2 separate regions of the Mus musculus genome follow, and region 2 is linked to region 1. A link is a loop called in an ENCODE intact Hi-C map of the cell type or tissue named here. Cell type or tissue: heart. All regions are shown on one strand. Each heading gives the region's core, and the rest is flanking DNA. Links, peaks and the distances in the headings are about the cores only.

Region 1 (2,898 bases), core at 154-2,653:
ACCGGCCCAAAGCCAGGAAGTGGAGGCACATATTCAGTCCCTCCCCCACCCCTAAAATTCTCCCTTGGCCTTTCTAGAAAACTTTTGGAAGTCGACCCTGGTAGACCCAGAAACTGAGCCACTCACACCGGTGGCTGGGAATAAGGCGGCAGAAAGTTCATGATGCCGCGGGGCAGGAAGCTGCAAGATGATTCGTGAAGGGATTTACAGGCCCAGCTAAGCCAATTCTGAAATTTCCTTCACTCAACTCTTCCCCTCAAGGTGCGGAGCTATTAATCTGCTGGCATCAGAGACTACGCGAGGACTCAACTAGTCTCTAGGAAGACTTGAAGCTGTTCTCCACAGGAGGCAGAGGTCTTTGAGCCTCAGGAAGAACGGTCGGATGTCTTCCTATCCACATCATAAACTCCACACTCATACTCTATCTCTAGGAACCACTCCTCCCAATCCCAGAGTCCAAAGACACCTTCGAGAACTTTGGGTCTACAGAAAACCTAGAACCCAGGATAACTCGGAATCTCAAGTCCTGAACTCTGGAAGACCCTGTACTTCCCATATTTCAGAATCTCAGGTGCCTCGGCTTCCTTAGCCAGGAGACTTGCCCGGTCTGCAGATCCGAGGATCCACCTCGCGGGAATTCGCCCCACGCGCCGGCCGCAAGGAGCCCTCAGTCTTAGAACGACTGCGCTCGGACTTCCAGAGTCCCAAGACCTTCAAGTCCCGAGGGAACCATTGTGTTCGATCCTCCCCACCCTGCCAGGCTCTCGCTGAGGATTCCGGACCCAAGAAAAACCAGACAGCCAGAAACCCGCGAGCGGCGGGCTGGACGGAATGGGCCCTTCTTACCCGCCAGCGCCGCCATGGTCCAGGGCGCGGACAACACAGGAAGGACCACCCGGCAGCAGCGCCTCAGGTCCGCGCCCGCCTGCGGTCTAGAGAAGAGGCTGTCTCTGCCCCTGCAGCCGGAAGGATGCACCGCCTACGGCGCCCTGGGAGGACCAAACCGCACCTGGCACGGGGACCCGCCCCGGAGCCCCTCCCACTTAGGTTAACGACCCGCCCTGCCCCGTCCCGCCTCCCGCGCGAACTCTGCCGCATCTCTGGCGCCTGCTGGCGACTGGCGACCTCTAGAGGCGTTCGGATTGACCAGGGTGATTCAGTTTAGGCTGGAGGTCGCAACACAGGGGACCCTCGGCGCTCAGGTTAGTCCAGTTGCCCTTCTACACTACTTGAAAATGGCTCTGCTCTTCAGGTGCAGAGCGTGGGTAGGTATCACAGGTCTTTTGACTCCCAGTTTGTAATCAGCAATGTGAACACGAAGAAGCTAAGAGAAACCACTTTTGCGTGTCAAAGGCAATATGGAAATGAGGCTCCCTAGAGCAGATTATGGAGGCCAAATACCTGGGTTCCTGGAATTTTGGGTCCAGGACTCCCACTCCTTATATAAAGTCCCTGGTTGGTCAAGTCTCATAGAAAATGGCGTAAACTTTGTCTATAATCCACGCACAATCTTCATATGCTTTATTTTTTCTTTTGTTTTGCCACAGGGTCTTGAAATGCAGCCAGACTGATATTGAACTTGCCAGCCTCTTGCCTCAGCTTCTTGAGTGCTGAGATATTCTTGTTTTAAATCATCTCTAGATTGTTTATTTAAAAAAAAAAACCAAAATCTAGATGTTCTAACATAGTTATCTTATTCTGTGACTAAAATCAAGAAAGAACCGGACAGTGGTGGCACACGCCTTTAATCCCAGCACTTGGGAGGCAGAGGGAGGTGGATTTCTGAGTTCGAGGCCAGCCTGGACTACAGAGTGAGTTCCAGGACAGCCGGGGCTATACAGAGAAACCGTCTAAAAAAAAAAAAAAAAAAAAAAAAAGACGCAGCACTCTCAGCTCCTTCTCCATCGCCATGTCTACCTGTATTCTGCCATGCTTCTGGCCGGGATGATAGTGAACTAAACTTCTGAACCTGTAAGCCAGCCCCAAATAAATGTTGTCCTTTGTAAGAGTTGCTGTGGTCATAGTGTCTCTTCCCAGCATTAGAACCCTAACTATGACACTCGGTTTTAGACAATTGTTACTTCCCTCCATCAGATTTATGTACATGGGAAAAGAGTCCAGAGGATCAGGAAATGGGTAGGAATGGAGCCCAAGGAAACCAATCCTGCCTCCAACTCTCCCATCAGCTGCCTCTGGCTCTACTACTTAGGTAAACAAAACAGCACAATTCTCTGTCTTCCTGCATGGCCTTTTGTTAACAAAAGTGGCTGCTAGTTAGATGTTTCTTCCGTGGCGCCTTCATATGACCTAGGGTGCACAAGTGCTAGGGAGGGGGCTGTACCTGACTTCCTTCCTGGGAACTCACTTGAGCTGCTGGCTTCCCTCTGAGGAGATATCTGATGCGTAGGGAACACTAGATTATATACTGAATTAGGAAAGAATTCTTGGGGCTCTTCTGACAAGCTACTTAATGATTAGCAGAGAGAGGCCCTGCTGTATTTTCCCGGGCACAGAGGGATGGGGACTGGCTTGCTTGCTTCCTGTCCCTCCCTCCACAACTGAGCACCACATCTGTCCTTCTCCCACTTTTTGCTGACTGCCTTTTCTTCCCACCCTGTCTCTCTTATAATCACTGTTTAAAGGGCAGTATGTGTAATTTGTATCTGTTTTTTAAGATTTATTTATTTATGTAATGTATATGAGAACACTATTGCTGCCTCAGACACACCAAAAGAGGGCACCAGATCCCATTACAGATGGTTGTGAGCTACCATGTGGTTGCTGGGAATTGAACTCAGGACTCCTAGAAGAGCAGCCAGTGCTCTTAACCACTGGGCCATTTCTCCAGTACCATGTAGGTTTTTATTTGTTTGTTAGTTTGTTTTGTTTTTTTAATTA
Region 2 (2,898 bases), core at 170-2,669, 120 kb before region 1:
AATGGAAGCGCTCAGTTTGGAGCCGTGCAAAGTTTGGAATACGTGCTTCGCTCCTCTCGCAACTGTGGGAACTTCGCGCCAGTACACGTGCTTTGCCTACAGTCTCTGATACCAATAGCTCAGCGACAGCCCAAGCAGACGAACCTGTGTGCAACCCTCGCCTAATAGCATCCTCAGGCGTCTTAGGGACAATGCGCTCTAGCCTGGCCGCACGGTCCGTGGTCAAAGTGGCCGGCATTTTGCCGGGCGGCAAGGGCTAATAAGCAAGCTTCTGGCTTGGGGAAGATCGAGGGGGCTTCTTGATCTCTGGATTCCCTAGTTTTCTTACAAAACTGCTGGGACATGCAGGGGTCGTTGATTTTGTCCATCGCCATCATACTGTCCCTTCTCTGAGCTGGCTTGTGACTTCACGCTCCCTGGGGCACAAAGCCCAAGTAGCTGTGGGTGGGGAAAACGACCTATCTCTAGTTATCCAGGCGTGCCGGGCATTTGCCTCGGTCAGTGTGAGGCAGGCAGAAGGTTCCGCCTGCGTCGGATCGGGATCCCGTCTCCTTCCTAGGGCAGCAGAGCGGGAGGTCTCAGCCGACTTCTAGGGATTTCGGCCATCAAAGGAGAACTAGGCAGGGTGCTGATGCCCGTCCGACCTGCGGGTGCGCAAGGTAGGCTGGGGGGCTCAGATCCACAGGCTCTGGCTGCCCATCCCGCACGCTCGCCTACACTCTGGGCGGGCAGCGGAGGGGCGGCTGTAGCTGGTTTGCTGGCTCGGCGCTCAGATCGTATTGGCCGGGGTCGGGGGGGGGGTGGTGGTGTGTGGGGGGTGGTTGAGGCTGCAGCCCCGGGCCCCGCGGGCGGGGTGGGGAGGCGGAGGATCAGGCTGCGCTAGCATTGGCGGAGCTGGGGAGTGGGGGCAGGAAGCGAGCGGAGCGGAGCTGCAGGGGGGGGGGTTGTATAAATAGGGAATGGGGGACGTGCATCCTCCGCTGGGTGAGGGGGGGGGGCGTTCGGCACAAAGAAAGTGGAAAGTTTGCAGCGCTAGGCGGCCCAAGCTAGGGAGCCGGATGCGCACGTGCTGAGTCGGGGCGACCGAGACCCCCCACGCCGAGCTCGCTGCTTTTTTTTCTTTCTGCAAGCTGGGGGGGGGGGTGTTGTTGGTATCGCCCCCTCCTTCTCCTCCCCCCAGGGGTGAAAGTGCAAGAGGAAGTGCAGCCGCTGCCATCTTTCCTCCGTTCCGAACGCACGGAGCCTGGGGCCGCAGCGCCGCCGCCACTCGTGCCTGGCTTGGGAAAGGGCCCACCCTGCTACTGCCACCCGCTCGCTTCGGCCGCCGCCTTCGCCGGGCTCCAAGACTCGGCCTACGCCACCGCCCCTGTGCGCGCGGACCGCCGCCTTCGCCTTCGCCTTTTGTTTCCTTTGCTCCGGCGCCCCCACCCCGGCTCGCGCTTTGCAGGGGACGCAGCGCGCGCCCCCAGTGGGCCCGGGAAAAGCCTCGGAGCGCGCGCTTGCGCTTGCGCGGCGGACCCCTCCTCCTCCCCGCGCGCGCGCGCGCGCCTTTTGGCCGCGCGCCGGCGCCGCCTGGCGGGCGGGAGGGGAGGTGGCAGCTGCGTTTGCAGGAGGGGCGCACCTCTTCGCTCGTTTACCCCTGGAAGGTAGACCTAGAGAGGGAGGCGGGCAGGCGGAGAGGGAGTGCTACGCGGGTCCGGCGGAGGTTAAGGGCGGCAATGTGGGGGGCAGTGCCCCGCTGGGTCTAGCCCTTTTTATTAGAGCAGGGGGCGTGTGCGCTGGGCGCACCTGAGAGTACTACCGAGCCCTGGGCCGCACGTGCGGGGAGTGTGAGTGGTCCGCTGCAAAAGGCGTCTCGCTGCCTAAGGGAAGGGACCAGGGACTGGCGGGTGCCCGGCCCGGCGAGTGGGGAAGGGGCAGCGACCATGGAGCGGGTCAACGACGCTTCTTGCGGTCCGTCGGGCTGCTACACCTACCAGGTGAGCAGACACAGTACGGAGATGCTGCACAACCTGAACCAACAACGCAAAAACGGCGGGCGCTTTTGCGACGTGCTCCTACGAGTAGGCGACGAGAGCTTCCCAGCGCACCGCGCCGTACTGGCTGCCTGCAGCGAGTACTTTGAGTCTGTGTTCAGCGCCCAGTTAGGCGACGGCGGAGCTGCAGATGGTGGTCCTGCTGATGTGGGAGGCGCGGCGGCGGCTCCAGGCGGCGGAGCTGGAGGCAGCCGCGAACTGGAGATGCACACCATCAGTTCCAAAGTGTTCGGAGACATCCTGGACTTCGCTTATACGTCCCGAATCGTTGTGCGCCTAGAGAGCTTCCCCGAGCTCATGACGGCCGCCAAGTTCCTGCTGATGAGGTCGGTCATCGAGATCTGCCAGGAAGTAATCAAACAGTCCAACGTGCAGATCCTCGTGCCCCCTGCCCGGGCTGATATCATGCTCTTTCGCCCACCTGGGACTTCTGACTTGGGCTTCCCTTTGGACATGACCAACGGGGCAGCCATGGCAGCCAACAGTAACGGTATTGCTGGCAGTATGCAGCCCGAGGAGGAGGCTGCCAGGGCCACAGGTGCTGCTATTGCGGGCCAAGCTTCTCTGCCTGTGTTACCCGGGGTGGACAGATTGCCCATGGTGGCTGGACCCCTATCCCCCCAACTACTGACTTCTCCGTTCCCTAATGTGGCATCCAGTGCACCTCCACTAACTAGCAAGCGAGGCCGGGGACGCCCCAGGAAGGCCAACCTGCTGGACTCCATGTTTGGGTCTCCAGGGGGCTTGAGGGAAGCAGGCATCCTTCCATGTGGCCTGTGCGGGAAGGTGTTCACTGACGCCAACCGGCTCCGGCAACATGAGGCCCAGCACGGCGTCACAAGCCTCCAGTTGGGCTATATCG

What was found. Hi-C counts contacts between places; a loop is a spot of excess contacts. Peaks named below come from ENCODE experiments on the same cell type or tissue, not always from the same donor. Only the 100,000 strongest peaks of a DNase experiment are listed, where the experiment ranks them.
Region 2: it touches region 1 in a loop (2.4-fold over the local background); 1 of 42 quality-filtered maps calls a loop at or near these places.

Annotation. Positions count from the first base shown.
Region 1 is chr11:3,408,200-3,411,097 of GRCm38, forward strand. Limk2 (LIM motif-containing protein kinase 2) reads right to left here and starts at 1,039. Exons shown (of 16, transcript NM_010718.4): 1 at 847-1,039. The coding sequence starts at 862. Gm51879 (a long non-coding RNA gene) reads left to right here. Exons shown (of 2, transcript XR_003949624.1): 1 at 1-1,202; 2 at 1,548-2,898. In heart, for the core only: a CTCF peak has its summit at 1,135 (motif pointing left); a DNase peak (open chromatin) is centred at 982; H3K4me3 peaks cover 1,362 bases; H3K27ac peaks cover 1,336 bases.
Region 2 is chr11:3,288,689-3,291,586 of GRCm38, forward strand. It overlaps Patz1 (POZ (BTB) and AT hook containing zinc finger 1), which reads left to right and starts at 1,769. Exons shown (of 4, transcript NM_019574.3): 1 at 1,769-2,898. The coding sequence starts at 1,926. In heart, for the core only: a CTCF peak has its summit at 1,595; DNase peaks (open chromatin) are centred at 563, 743, 1,223 and 1,353; H3K4me3 peaks cover 2,500 bases; H3K27ac peaks cover 2,500 bases.